Regions from separate parts of the Homo sapiens genome. Here regions 1, 3, 4 and 5 are each linked to region 2. A link is a contact called in ENCODE Hi-C data. All regions are on one chromosome and are shown on one strand. The core of a region is the stretch at or near the end of the contact, and the rest is flanking DNA. Distances in the headings are between cores, read along the strand shown.

Region 1 (2,700 bases), core at 1-2,500, 800 kb before region 2:
TATACTTGAAATGTGTCTGCCGTAAGTGGTGTATTGTTCAAGTTTTTCTTTTATTATAGAAAAATGTATTCTGGAAGGTACTTTTCTTAAAATTACAGTATTTAGTCCATTTTCATTTAATGTAATTGTCAATATAATTGGGCTAAAATCTACTATATTTCCAGTTGTTTTTTATTCGTGGCATCAATTCACTTTTCTCTACTTTCTTGATTTCTTTTAGACGAATTAAGTAATTTTAGAAAGTTCACCTTACTCCTTTATTAGCTTGTTAATTATGCATGCTTTTAGTATTCTCTTAGTAATTGCACTTGAGTTGTACTACCTAATAGTACAGCCACATGTTGTTTAAAACAGCTTTACTGAGATATGATTGATATACAACAAATGGCATATAAAGTATATAATTTGATAAGTTTTGACATATGTATGACATATATGACAGTCATATAGACACACTCATATATATATTCATGTGCCATTTCAGTCAATGACCGACCACATATATGATGGTGGTCTCATAAGATTATAATACGGTATTTTTACTGTACCATTTCTATGTTTAGATATATTTAGATATGCAAATACTTACCATTGTGTTACAATTGCCTACAATATTCAATACAGTAACATGCTTTGTAGGTCTGCATCTTAGGAGTAATAGTCTAGACCATATAGCCTAGGTGTGTAGTAGGCTATACCATCTAGGTTTTGCATAAGTACATTCTATGATGTTGGCATAATGACGAAATCACTGACGATGCTTTTCTTGGAACTTATGCCTGTCATTAAGTGACGTATGACTGTATATATTTGAGTGGAACTATCACTGCAGTCAGGATAGTGAACATATATATTACCTCCAAAATATTTCGTATGCCCTCTTGAATCCTGTCCTCCTGCCCCTCCCCACCCCTGCTCCTTTTAGGCATTTAGTTCTGTAAATTTTCTCCTAGCCTTGCTTTAGCGGCATCCCATGCATTTTGATATTTTGTTTTGATTTTAATTTAATTCAATACTACATAATTTCCTTTTGATTTCTTTTTTGACCCATGGATTATTTAGAGTTGTGTTATTTCATTTCCAAATATTTGGGGATTTTCCAGACATGTTTCTGTTGTCCAGGCCAATAACAAATTCCTGACGCCATGAAGTCAAAGATCTAACTCCCCAGGGGGAGAGTTATGCCCAAGAACCATCGGTATTTTGTGTTAGTGGTCATTGCCAGAGTGAATTCCACAGTGTTTGTGATAAACCCTAATAATTCCACCAGAGGGCAGCAAGCCAACATGAAAATTCTATTAAAAAGTCTTTTTTTAGAGACAAGAGTTTGGCTCTGCCGCCCAGGCTGGAGTGCAGTGGTGTGACCTCGGCTTACCGAACCCTGGCCCCACCGCAGACTCAACCTCCCAGGCTCAAGTGATTCTCCCACTTCAGCTCCCCATCTGCGAGTAGCTGGAATATAGGTGCGCACCACCGCACCTAGTTAATTTTTGCATTTTTTGTAGAGATGGAGTTTCATCATGTTTCCCAGGCTTGTCTTGAACTCCTGGGCTCAAGCTATCCATCTGCCTCGGCTGCCCAAAGTGCCGAGATGACAGGCGTGGGCCACTGTGCCTGGCCAGACAGAAGTTTTCAAGTAAAGAATAAATTTAGCTGAAGAGCAGTGTCAAATTATTTCTATCCCCACCCTCCTGAATTAAATCTTCGTAGTCTCTGATTCTCTTTGTCATATTCTTAACCATTTGGATTCTTTTCAGTGCGTCTGTGTTTGTTCCTTTTCCCCAGTATGACCCCTTTCTATTTTTTTTTTTTTTTTTTTTTTTGAGACAGAGTCTTGCTGTGTCGCCCAGGCTGGAGTGCAGTGGCACGTTCTTGGCTCACTGCAACCTCCGCCTCCCAGGTTCAAAAGATTCTCCCACCTCAGCCTCCTGAGTAGCTGGGATTACAGATGCCTGCCACCTTGCCCAGATAATTTTTGTATTTTTAGTAGAGATGGGGTTTCAACATGTTAGCCAGGCTGGTCTCAAACTTTTGACCTCAAGTGATCTGCCCGCCTCGGCTTCCCAAAGTGCTGGGATTACAGGCGTGAGCCACCTTGTCCAGACCCTTTTCTCTATCTTTATGAAAACATCTCTCCAGTAGATCTTCAGAGTAAAAAAAAAAAAAAAAAAAGGAAAAAAGAAAAGAAAAAAGAAAAAGAAAAGAAAACATCCAGCAAGGTCTCGGAGGAAAAATAGAAAATTAGAAGACTGGAGTGAGTCATGTTGATTTTCTGGTGTAAAATTTGTATCGAAACCTTACATAAATACTGAAGAATTCACAAGTTGTAAATATACAGCTTGGTGACTGATTTTGATATCCAGACAGTTTTTTTCCCACTTGCACACACTCCCCGCAAGAATGCATGCTGGTTTGTAAAGTCATTAATTTACTGGTGCATCAGTGGATGGCTCTGTGTCTTCTGGCTTTATCTTGGCCCAGAAAGACAGGAATTAACGTTGAGCCTAGTAGTCTTTGGCCTTTGTGCCAAAGCAGTCTGTGGGCCAGCCTTGTGTAGTGATCAAGCAGTATGTTTAGATGTCAGGCATGACACGGGTTAAAAAGCCAGCTAGGGGAAAAATGGGAAGTGGCATTTTGCGATCTCATCAAACAATCTTGATATAAACTTAGAGAACAACCTCTTGGCAAATGGAGAGCAGC
Region 2 (2,700 bases), core at 132-2,631:
GTGTGTGTGAGAGAGAGAGAGAGAGAGACAGAGGAAAGAGGAGGAGGAGGAGAGATTGATTGATTGATTTTTTTCTTTTCCTTCTCAACATGTCACTTTCCTGCATGGGAATTCCTGATATTCCTGGCAGCCCGGAGAGAGGGGAGAGGCCCCCTGGTGACTTATGACCCCCGCAGGAGTAACCAGAGAGCGCGCGCGAGCGCCCAGCGCCTGGCTCAAGACGAAGATTTAACCGAGAACAAAAGAACGTTTGCCAATCAGAAAACGCTACCCGAGAACGAGGATAACCCCGCTTTGTGTTTTGAAAACTCTTTAATTAGCCTGGTTTCTAAGACGCATTAAAACATTCCTACGCAGATTCTAAATGGAGGATCAAATGGTTGCTTCTGCAACGAAGATGGGATCCCGAAAGGGCACACGCCGCAGAACCAAGGCACACGGGGCCACTGAGACGCCCGGCGCGTCGTACAGAGTGTTCCTGGGCGCTCGGTCTCAGGTTACTTCTAGAACCAGTCTCCCCAACGCCGTCTTCGTTTCCTTAAAACCTCGCTAGAGTCACCCCAGTTCCCCAGACTCCAGGCCGTGCGCGCGGGCGGGGTGGCCTGAGCCCGGGTTCCCCGCTCTCCCTGCTTCGGGCCCTTCCTCCGAGGGGTCCTTCCTCCCGCCGTCACTCGGCCCCCTCCGCCCGACTCGGGTTTCTCCTCGGAGGCGGCCCCTCCTCCTTTTTATAACTCGGGGGAGGGGAGAGGGGACTGTGGCCTCGCGTGGACTCTTTGGGTCCGGGGGGAAAGAGGCGATCCGCAAGGCGCACCCCCTTCTCGTCCCGTCCCAAACCCCACATTGAGGACCCGGCGACCCGAAAGCCCCGCCAGAGCCAGCCTTTGCAGTCCTAACGCGACTCCTGGTCACGTCTCTCCCCGAAGGGGCGCTGCGCGGTCCTCGCTCCCCTCAAACGCCGCTGGCGAAGGCGCCCCTGCTCAGGAATGCGCATCTGAGTGCACCAGGAAGAGGAACAAATCTTTGAAGCAAATTCCCTTTCTGCGCGTTTTCGTCCCTGAGCGAATTCAGGGTAAAAGTTTTTCCGAACTTTTCCCTCCCAGTCCCCCGCCCCTCCCCTCAGGAATCCGCCCAGAGCGCCGCGGACACCGCCTCCGCCACTCCCGCGCCCGCCCCTTCCGACTTCCGCCCAATCCGAAGGCGGCCACCGAAAAAACAAAGGCCGCCATTGGGCCGCCGGGGCCTGGGGCCGCCCCCGGAGTGGTTTGTGAATGGGGGGGGAGGGGAGGGGAGGGGAGGGGACGGGAGGGGACGGGAGGGGGCGGGCCGGCCCGGAACCCCGCGAGCCCGACGCTTCTTCTGGCGACCAGCGCGACTCCGAGGCGTTAGTCGGCGCTCACTCCCGGCGGGCGGCGGCGGCGGCGGCGGCGGCGGGCGCCAGGACTCGCTGCTGGGGCTGCGAGGGGCTGGAGGGGCCGGGGCCAGGCCGCGGGCACGAGCGCCTCGCGGTTTCGGACGCAGTGTGACTGGGTTTCCAAAAAGAACTCGCCGTGCTCCCGACTCCGGGGCCGAGATCGGACTCAGCAAGAGCCGGCCGTTTGGCTGAAACTTGGGGCCGAGCTTTTGGGGCTGAAGAAGGAGCGGGGTGTGGAGGAGGAGGCGAAGGAGGCGGCGACGAGCGGAGCCTCGAGGCCAGGAGGCGGGGCAGCACCGCGGAGGCGGCGGCCGGGGCGAGCGAGCGGCGGCGGCAGGGGTTCTCCTAGCGGGGACCGGACCAGGCGCGGGGGGCGTGCGCGCTGCGGTGCGCCGGGGGTCCAGAGTCTTGGGCAAACTTTGAAGGGTGCCGGAGCCGCTTGTTGCTCCTCGCGGCGGAGGGAGCCGCACCGTTACGTCCCCGCGGGGAGAGCGAGGCGGCCCTCCTCGGCGCCCCCAACCCAGGCTGACGAGTTTTGGGCCCCCGGCGGCCCTGCGAGTGCAGGGCGGCGGCGTCTGCGGCGCCTTCGCGGCGCGGGCACCCAGGCGGCAGCGCCCTTTGCTCCACGCCGCCCACGGCCCGGCCCCGGCGCCGTGAGGACTCTCATGCGTCGGGCGCGGCGGCGCCTCCCCGCATCCAAGCCTCTCCCAACCGCCTCGTCGCACTCCTCAGGCTGAGAGCACCGCTGCACTCGCGGCCGGCGATGCGGGACCCCGGCGCGGCCGCTCCGCTTTCGTCCCTGGGCCTCTGTGCCCTGGTGCTGGCGCTGCTGGGCGCACTGTCCGCGGGCGCCGGGGCGCAGCCGTACCACGGAGAGAAGGGCATCTCCGTGCCGGACCACGGCTTCTGCCAGCCCATCTCCATCCCGCTGTGCACGGACATCGCCTACAACCAGACCATCCTGCCCAACCTGCTGGGCCACACGAACCAAGAGGACGCGGGCCTCGAGGTGCACCAGTTCTACCCGCTGGTGAAGGTGCAGTGTTCTCCCGAACTCCGCTTTTTCTTATGCTCCATGTATGCGCCCGTGTGCACCGTGCTCGATCAGGCCATCCCGCCGTGTCGTTCTCTGTGCGAGCGCGCCCGCCAGGGCTGCGAGGCGCTCATGAACAAGTTCGGCTTCCAGTGGCCCGAGCGGCTGCGCTGCGAGAACTTCCCGGTGCACGGTGCGGGCGAGATCTGCGTGGGCCAGAACACGTCGGACGGCTCCGGGGGCCCAGGCGGCGGCC
Region 3 (2,700 bases), core at 47-2,546, 980 kb after region 2:
AAGCAGCTATAGGCAATACTAAAGGAATGGGCATGGTTGTGTTCCACTAAAATTTTAGGACACTGAAACTTGAATTTGAATTTCGTCTAATTTTCACATCTCAAAATATTGTTCTTTTGATTTTCGTTAAGCAAGTTGCAACCAGAATGGACTGCAAAGCCTATAACATTTATTGTCTGGCTCTTTTTATTTTATTTTTATTTTTTGAGACAGTGTCTCGCTCTGTCGCCCAGGCTGGAGTACAGTGGCGCCATCGGAGCTCACTGCAACCTTCACTCCCAGGTTCAAGCGATTCTCCCACCTTAGCTTCTAAGTAGCTGGAACTACAGGCGTGCACCACCACGCCAAGCTAATTAAAATTTCTTTTGCAGAGACAGGGTCTCATTCTGTTGCCCAGGCTGATCTCCTGGGTTCAAGGGATTCGCCCGCCTAGACCTCCCAAAATTCTGGAATTACAGGCGATAGCCACTGCGCCTCGTCTCTGGCTCTTCACAGGCAATTTGTGGATCCTTGTTACAAATGAAACAAGATGGGACATTAGTTGATCATTTTTGAAGTTGGGTGACGGTATACAGGGTTTCGTTATACTAGTTTACTTTAGAATATACTTGAAATCTTTCACAATAAAAAGTTGTGGAAATGTTTAACAAAGGTGAGTTATCTTACGCGTTTTTCTTTCCTTATACAAAAACCAAATCTCTCTGAAAGTTGTCTATAGTTAGTAAAGCCTTTTGCTTCTTTTCTGAAAAAGAAAAACCCTTTCGAAGTCTTTAGTGGTGGTAAAATAAGCCCTTTGGATATGACACTCGGTGACGACGAAAGCAGGCACAAAAGGAAAAGAGGAGTTTTTGGGGGGTGTCTGTGTGTGTTTTGTCTTTTTACATTACTCTAAATTCCCAGAACCAATCCCGGTTCTACAAATAAGTGAAACAAAATCCCCTTTAACACCGTAGGGTCTCACGCCCTCAGATGACTCACGGAAATGACGCCATCAGCGAAAAGCGGGGCGGGCGTAGACGTCAGCACGTCAGCCCTCCTCCATGTCCAGCTGAGGGAAGGCTCGTTTCAGTGCCGCGGCCGGCGCCCGCCAAGGGATGGGCAGCCAGAGCCTGTCGACTGCGGCTGCGCAGGTATGCTGGGGCGGGGCTTCAGGTCACCCCGCCCATCCCCAGCCTACGCGACCATTGAACAGCTGCCGCCCAACGGCTGGGTAAATCCTCAGCGGCCGAAATGATTAGCCCAGGGGGCAGCCCCGCCCCCTGCTCCTCCCGGCCTCTCGCCCCGCCCCCATGTCCCGCCCGCTCGTCTGCCTGGCTGCGGGGTGACACGGGGCTTCGCCTTGGGAAGGGGTCGAGGGAAGCAGTTAGACGGCTGCCGGGCGGCGGCTGCCGCGCGGCACACAATGTGAGCCCGGTGATGGGGAGCGGGCCGTTGGGAAGAGGGGGCGGCATGGCAAGAAATGGGAGGGCCCCGGTGCTTGGTGGTGGAGGGGCTGCAGAGTGAGGGGCGGCTTTGAGTGGGCTAGGCTGTCAGGGAGTGTTCCGATACTGTAGTGCAGGCTGGGATCGCGGTCGGGAGACGCCGAGTCCGCATTCCTCAGTTCTAGAGCTTCTCTTGGCAGCTCGGCACACCTTAAGTTTGCCTCTGTTTGGGTTGTCTTGGGATGTGAGGAGGAAATTAAAAGATTCCCCCAAACACTTGGATGCTTCTTTGGGAAGTTCCTCGCCGGTGTGTGCGTGCCCACTTCTCTTGGATGGAAAGGTGGAGAGGCCAGGTGGGCGGGTGGACTTCCACTCTCCGAGGATTGTTAGAACAAACGAACTGGGAATTCCTCCCCCGCCCCCACGCCCTGCCCTGCAACACAGCAAACAGTCCCAACTACTCCACCCCCACCCCACCCCAGACGGAGTCTTGCTCTGTCGCCCAGACTGGAGTGCAGTGGCGTGATCTGGGCTCACTGCAGCCTCTGCCTCCCGGGTTCAAGCAATTCTCCTGCCTCAGCCTCCTGAGTAGCTGGGATTACAGGTGCCCGCCACCACGCCCGGCTAATTTTTTGTATTTCTTTAGTAGAGACAGGGGTTCACTGTGTTGGCCAGGCTGGTCTCGAACTCCTGACCTCAGGTGATTCACGCACTTGGGCCTCCCAAAGTGCTGGGATTACAGGCGTGAGCCACCGCGCCTGGCCCCAACAACTTTGAAGAGGAGACCAGAACAAGAACATTCTAAGAGCTTTGATGTATTTGAAATGTCTGAGATGTGGGCCTTTTCCTTGTATCTGTACAAAAGGTATGAGTGGGAAGGGAGTCTTGCTCCTTATTCTCACTGGACGCATTCTTGGTTATGAACATGTACCCATCTCTAGGAGTCTGTCTGCCCTAGAGGATTCTATGGTGGACATACTGTGTTAGCTGTGATGTTTTCCTGAAACACAAGTTTCTATGAAATCTAATCAGTCCATGTGAAAGTATAGCGGGTTGTTTGTGGGAAGTGAAGAAGATACATCTTTAGTTTTTGATAAGTCTAGATTTTTTAGTATGGCCTCTTTTTCTAACCTGTGGATGTTTTTCTCTTTCACAGATTTATTTAATTGCCCAACTACCACTGATGAAGATATATTGGAGTGACTGCTGAAATTGCCTTTTTGTTTTTAACCAGAGGACAGTCCATTTGTTTCACTTCTTTTTGCTTTCTTTACTGCTA
Region 4 (2,700 bases), core at 115-2,614, 770 kb before region 2:
TTTTATTTATTTATTTTTTGAGACAAAGTCTTGCTCTGTCACCCAGGCTGCAGTGCAGTGGTGCAATCACGGCTCACTGCAGCCTCAACATCCTGGGATCAAGCAATTTTCCCATCTCAGCCTTCAGATTAGCTGGGACCACAGGCGCGTGCTACCACACCTGGCTAATTAAAAAATTTTTCTTCATAGAGATGGTGTCTCATTTTGTTGCCCAGGCTGGTCTCAAACTCCTATGCTCAAGGGATCCTCCCACCTTGGCCTCTCAAAGTGCTAGGATTACATGCATGAGCCACGGTGGCCATCCAGGCATTGATATTATGAGGCCATCTTGACCTAGCCCTCTCTGGTGAAGAGTCCTTTTCAGATACTTCGTTCAGTCTTCTCAGCTATGAGTCCCTACCCTCTGAAAGCTTATATTCTATTTGGGGAAAGACAAAAGGCAGTTTCAAAGAAGAGAGGTGTTTGATTTTCTTTTCCTACTTTTAATATCAGAAAACATTTCATCTAACTCTCAGTATGAAGGCAATATTTTGTTTACTGGTATATCCCTAGAGCCCAACATGGTGAGGGCCCCAGGATTTGCTTCTTTGATAAGATGGTAAACCCAGCTTTCAGCTAACTTCATGGTTTCCTCAGCTACACTCATATACAAGGATCACCTTTGGTAAGATGGACTTACCATCTTACCAAAGAGTTTTTGCATTTTAGAGTTTTTTCTTTTTAGATTTTTTTCATTTTAGAATTTTTTTATTTCAGAGTTTTTTCTTTTTAGAGGTTTTTCATTTTAGAGTTTTTTCTTTTTAGAGTTTTTTTTTTTTTTTAATTTTAGAGTATTTTAGGCTGCTGAGGGTGGAATCTGGTGACCTTGGGGCCACAGAGATGCTCCTTGGCTAAACCAGGGGCTTTAGCTCTGAAAGTTCACAGCCACCCTGAGAACCAAGATGAGAGGGCTCTGCAGTGTCCAATCTCAAGACCTCTCTGAGGTGCTCCATCAAGATTCATTGAATGAAAAAATTAAAGTCTTAATGATGAACCCAGAAAAATCTTTAAATCCTAAATATGAAATGAAAGTGTTCTTAGTTACAATCCAGTCCAACGTCCTTGTTTTGGAATGTGGAAATGAGGCCCCAAAGGTAAAATGGCCCATCCAAAGTCACAGCCAGGGGCCAGTGCTCAGGTGGCCAGGTGCCCTGCGTGCGGTCTCCTGGACCACCAGGCCTTTTTCCTGCAGCTTTAGAAGCTTTAGAAGGCACTCTGCTCACTCAGGGGCAAGTGGTAAGCGCTCTTTCCCCTCTAGTGTTTGTGACTCAGGAGTTTCGAAACAGGAAGTAGAGCTGGCTGGCTGTGCCCTTCCGTCCTTCATTAGACGTTTGCTCTTGTCTTAGATGCTCAGATGGTAGTGGATAGGCCTGTGACGAAGGTGCTACCATCGTGAGAGTAAGGTAAGGATTTGCCTCTTTGTTAAGGTCAGAGGGGCCTTTTGGGAGGAAGGCCTTTGATTCTGGAGTTTTCTAGGCTGCTGAGAGTGAGATCGGGTGGCCCTGGGGCCATGGAGGTGATCCTCGTATGTGAGTGTGGATGGGGAAACCATGAAGTTAGTGTAAGAGGTAGCAGTCCCTCTGAGAGCCTTGCCGAGGGCCGTGCAGTTTCCAGATCTGAAGGCCATTCTAGCTTAGACTGATGAAGTCCTAGGAGCTTCTGAAATGCTGCAAGTTTAACTACTTGTATAAAGGCCTCATCCTGATCCCAGTCAAACTTGTGAAATAATAGAAGCCAAAATTTAAATCTCTACTGACTTTGCTGCTACAGCTATCCTCCCACCAACACACATACCCACCAACATACACACTTGCCAACATAAACGCACACACACATACACACAAACACACCCATGTGGTCCTACTAATTCAATTATTTATTTTTTAAAGAAATTAAAAAAGACTGGGCGTGGTGGCTCTCGCCTGTCATCCCAGCACTTTGGGAGGTCGAGGCGGTGGTTCACCTGAGGTCGGGAGTTTGAGACCAGCTTGACCAACATGAAGAAACCCCGTCTCTACTAAAAATACAAAATTAGCCGGGCATGATGGCGCATGCCTGTAATCCCAGCTACTCGGGAGGCTGAGGCAGGAGAATCGCTTGAACCTGGGAGGTGGAAGTTGTGGTGAGCCGAGATCGTGCCACTGCACTCCAGCCTGGGCAACAAGAGCGAAACTCCGTCTCAAAAAAAAAAAAAAAAAAAAATTAAAAAGATACAGAACAGTTCAAAAAACAATATAATGGGAAGACTAGATAGACACAATCAGAGACCTGCACTTGTGGGGTTAAGAATTTACAGGTGAAGTTGCAAGTTTCATTCTGTTTGAAAATGATGGGATTATATGTTTTGCTGAGGTTTGGACACCTTTGCTGGGTTGTTTGAATGCCGTGGCTGCAGCGCCCTGTTATGGACATCATGTGCGTGCAGAATGGATGTCTGTCAGGTTCCGGGGCAGCCCGCAGTCTGAGGCAGCCAGCCTGGATTGGAGGGAGTGGCAATACTACCTGCCGGTTAGGGGTTTGGGCCTGAGAGCGAGTGGCTTTCAGGTTCTCTCAAGCTTCGGATGAGATGCAGGTTTCTGCTTCCGATGGCAAATGCATGTTTTGCTTTTTAGTTATCACTGCAAGAGCTAGGATGCTGCTAGAATATTACTGGAATGATTG
Region 5 (2,700 bases), core at 143-2,642, 960 kb before region 2:
TTCAGAGTCCACTTTTTAAACCTAATAAATAATTCATAAGTAGCTTCTCAGACTTGCTTACAGAACAAACTACTTAAAAGTTGACTTTTTTCTGCCGGGCACGGTGGCTCACGCCTGTAATCCCAGCACTTTGGGAGGCCGAGGCGGGCGGATCATCTGACGTCCGGAGTTCGAGACCAGCCTGACCAACATGGAGAAACCCCGTATCTACTAAAAATACAAAATTAGTCGGGCGTGGTGGCGCATGCCTGTAATCCCAGCTACTCCGGAGGCTGGGGCAGGAGAATGGCTTGAACCCGGGAGGCGAAGGTTGCTGTGAGCCGAGATCGCGCCATTGCACTCCAGCCTGGGCAACAACAGCGAAACTCCGTCTCAAAAAAAAAAAAAGTTTATTTTTTTCCCCATATTCAGACCACCACCTTATTTGCACAGTCCCTAACTTCCACAATATCCTGGGGGGAGGAAGGGATCTACCAACTAATTTTCTAGTCATTTTCCAACTTACACTGAGCTCCTACTGTACATTTTTAAAGGATTCCCCACTTTTCTGAAGATCTTTAAAAAATGTTGTCAGCCTTGACCCTCAAATAAATTCACGAACTACAAAACATGAACCTGGCCACATTCATCGCAAACTAGTATCTGTCAAGTCCATAATTGGGATAAGCTCTTCGTGACTACTCTATCCTCCATGCTACCACCCTTCGCCTAGAGAACCTGCCAATGTAAATGGCACTCAAGCCAATGAAAAAAGTGTTCTAACACATTAATAGGTTGCAAGACCTCCTCTCCCAGGAGGGACAACCTAGTTGTTTGGGTAAATAACAGCCAAAGATTACATAATGTACAGCAATAATGAGTGTTCAGAATCTGACCGCCAGTAAATATTTTTCTTCTCCGCTCCCCCTCACCACCCCCAGGAAATGGCCCTAAGAAGCAATCACTGGGATTTCTCTTAACTGTCTTCAATGCCGTGTCCTTTTCTCGCCTGGGGCTTTGTGCAAAGAATCCCTTCAGCCCTCACGACACCGCCTTGCTCCCGCCTCTCCTCCCTCTCTGCTGGCGCCACCGCAGCCCCCACGCCCTAGGTGGGCCCCCACGTCGCCCCACAAGGCTCGGCTTCCACCCGCCTCGGCTGCCGCCTTCTCCTCCTCACGACCCTCCCAAGATGCTACCTGGTTTACGAGAGGTTCCGGGACCACCAACACACCGGCTACCGCCTTTCCAGACCACCCTCGCCAGCTCCCGTCTGTAGTTTCCGCGGCCGAAGGAGAAGAAAACCCCTCTTCATCTAGCACTTTGCCTCCCCCAAAGACAGCACCGCCGCCTACCTGTCACCCTGCTGTCTCCGGCTTCCTACCGCCGCCGCCTCCCGCAGCAGCCTGCCAACTGCAGCGCAACAACCAACCCTCTCATTGGGTGAGAACACGCTCTCAACAACAGCCTCCCTTATTGGCTGCAGTATGCCGGCAGCCCCGCCCTGTGTGCGGTGTCTAAGGATTCCGTCCCCAAGCAAGGACAACATATTATCTTCCCCGCCCTTCTCTTTTCTACAGTATCTGTTACCTCAGTCAGATTGAGGATGCACATATACTGGGAAAATAATCGACTTCCAGCGTCCCTCATGTAGTCTCTACCTGATTCAGGAATCTCTAACCCAGTATCGGAACGTTAAGCGGCTTCTCCGCTTTCCTGCCGTGAGAAACTCGAGGTGACAACCTCCGTTTCCGGTTGGCTCCGGTTGCAGAGTTGAGTGTCCTGAGAGGTCAGATTGCTGTCAGGTAAATTAGGGAGTTGGTGGGAGGCCCGTTGATTAGGATTAAGAGCTAGACTCTATTCTGGGGAGTGCAGAAAAGGAGAGACTAAATGGAGAAGGATGGGAGGCTGGGAGGGAGATCAAAGAACTAGCAGGCGAGAACTAATGAAGTCCTAGTTTAGAGTTGGGGTAGGAAGAGGTGGTTGGAGGATTCAGTGATCATTACTGTAGTTGTTAAATCCAGGTGCTTGTTCCCGCTTCTGCCACACGCAAAATTGTCTTTGTTTGCCTTTGGATCGCAAAGGCAGAAGAACAGCATCACTAAAAGTAATAACAGTTCATTTGTTTTTTATGTTCTAATATTCATATAATCACAGTTTTTAATACGAGGAAGTTAAGATATATACTTGATAGTCTTCGGTAAACTAAAATTGCATGTAGTGGAAGTAGCATTATCTTCTTATTTCTTTCTTAGGGAAAGGATACCAGCACATTTTCTTAGAGCCAGCTTCCTTTAGTGGAGGTTGATCTTCATGAGACTTTTAGATTCACTTCAGACATAGATAGCTTTTAAAATTTTTGGTTGCATGTTTTTTCTTTATTTAACTAATTTCCTTACTGTTATTATTTGAGCTGCTCTGAAACGGAAATAACCACCATTTTTCAGTCCTCAGCACAATTTAAGTCAATTTTTCTATTTTTATTTTTTATTGTCAAGTATATATACAGAAGGGTGTATAAAACATACATTTTAAAAAATTATAACTAACAGAAGCAGACACTCCTGTATCCACCTCTTAGATTAGAAAATAAAGCATTGCCAATAACTTAGAACATGCAGTCTTAACAGGGGTGATTTTACATTTCAAGGGGTTGAAAATTGGTGGGGCCGGGGTCGGAATCTTAGTTACTACAATGATTTGTGTCCCTCCAAAGGGCCACAG

The links. Hi-C counts contacts between places; a loop is a spot of excess contacts on that map. Pooled maps may share reads with other maps.
Region 1: a loop to region 2 is called in a map of CD8-positive, alpha-beta T cell, with 5 times the contacts of the local background. The contact joins the enhancer-like site here to the promoter of FZD7 in region 2. A Hi-C loop is called at or near these places in 5 of 168 maps with a recorded cell type or tissue (B cell, CD4-positive, alpha-beta T cell, CD8-positive, alpha-beta T cell and 2 more), 5 of 37 single-sample maps with no recorded cell type and 13 of 50 pooled maps.
Region 3: a map of CD8-positive, alpha-beta T cell shows a loop between it and region 2 (6-fold over the local background). The contact joins the promoter of NBEAL1 here to the promoter of FZD7 in region 2. A Hi-C loop is called at or near these places in 5 of 168 maps with a recorded cell type or tissue (CD8-positive, alpha-beta T cell, gastrocnemius medialis and naive thymus-derived CD4-positive, alpha-beta T cell) and 13 of 50 pooled maps.
Region 4: a loop to region 2 is called in a map of naive thymus-derived CD4-positive, alpha-beta T cell, with 13 times the contacts of the local background. The contact joins the promoter of CASP8 here to the promoter of FZD7 in region 2. A Hi-C loop is called at or near these places in 3 of 168 maps with a recorded cell type or tissue (CD4-positive, alpha-beta T cell, CD4-positive, alpha-beta memory T cell and naive thymus-derived CD4-positive, alpha-beta T cell) and 11 of 50 pooled maps.
Region 5: a pooled map shows a loop between it and region 2 (6-fold over the local background). The contact joins the promoter of HYCC2 here to the promoter of FZD7 in region 2. A Hi-C loop is called at or near these places in 6 of 50 pooled maps.

What each region holds. Positions count from the first base shown.
Region 1 is chr2:201,235,286-201,237,985 of GRCh38, forward strand. It overlaps a transcript of CASP8 not described here. Among named protein-coding and RNA genes, the nearest start is that of CASP8, 24 kb to the right of the region's middle. Within about 2 kb of position 1,251, at least 7 of the 41 ENCODE cell types and tissues checked have a DNase peak (open chromatin) inside an H3K27ac peak, as active enhancers do; they include CD8-positive, alpha-beta T cell, where a contact is called at or near this core.
Region 2 is chr2:202,032,474-202,035,173 of GRCh38, forward strand. It overlaps FZD7 (frizzled class receptor 7), which reads left to right and starts at 1,382. Exons shown (of 1, transcript NM_003507.2): 1 at 1,382-2,700. The coding sequence starts at 2,175. RefSeq lists silencers at 964-1,513, 1,624-1,703 and enhancers at 2,266-2,700, 2,304-2,423.
Region 3 is chr2:203,013,579-203,016,278 of GRCh38, forward strand. NBEAL1 (neurobeachin like 1) reads left to right here and starts at 1,297. Exons shown (of 56, transcript NM_001378026.1): 1 at 1,297-1,404; 2 at 2,578-2,700. RefSeq lists an enhancer at 977-1,530 and a silencer at 1,169-1,398.
Region 4 is chr2:201,259,172-201,261,871 of GRCh38, forward strand. CASP8 (caspase 8) reads left to right here and starts at 1,365. Exons shown (of 9, transcript NM_001372051.1): 1 at 1,365-1,442.
Region 5 is chr2:201,070,279-201,072,978 of GRCh38, forward strand. HYCC2 (hyccin PI4KA lipid kinase complex subunit 2) reads right to left here and starts at 1,393. Exons shown (of 13, transcript NM_001321623.1): 1 at 1,332-1,393. It overlaps NDUFB3 (NADH:ubiquinone oxidoreductase subunit B3), which reads left to right and starts at 1,723. Exons shown (of 3, transcript NM_002491.3): 1 at 1,723-1,781. RefSeq lists enhancers at 866-1,005, 996-1,621, 1,106-1,375, 1,396-1,485, 1,622-2,245.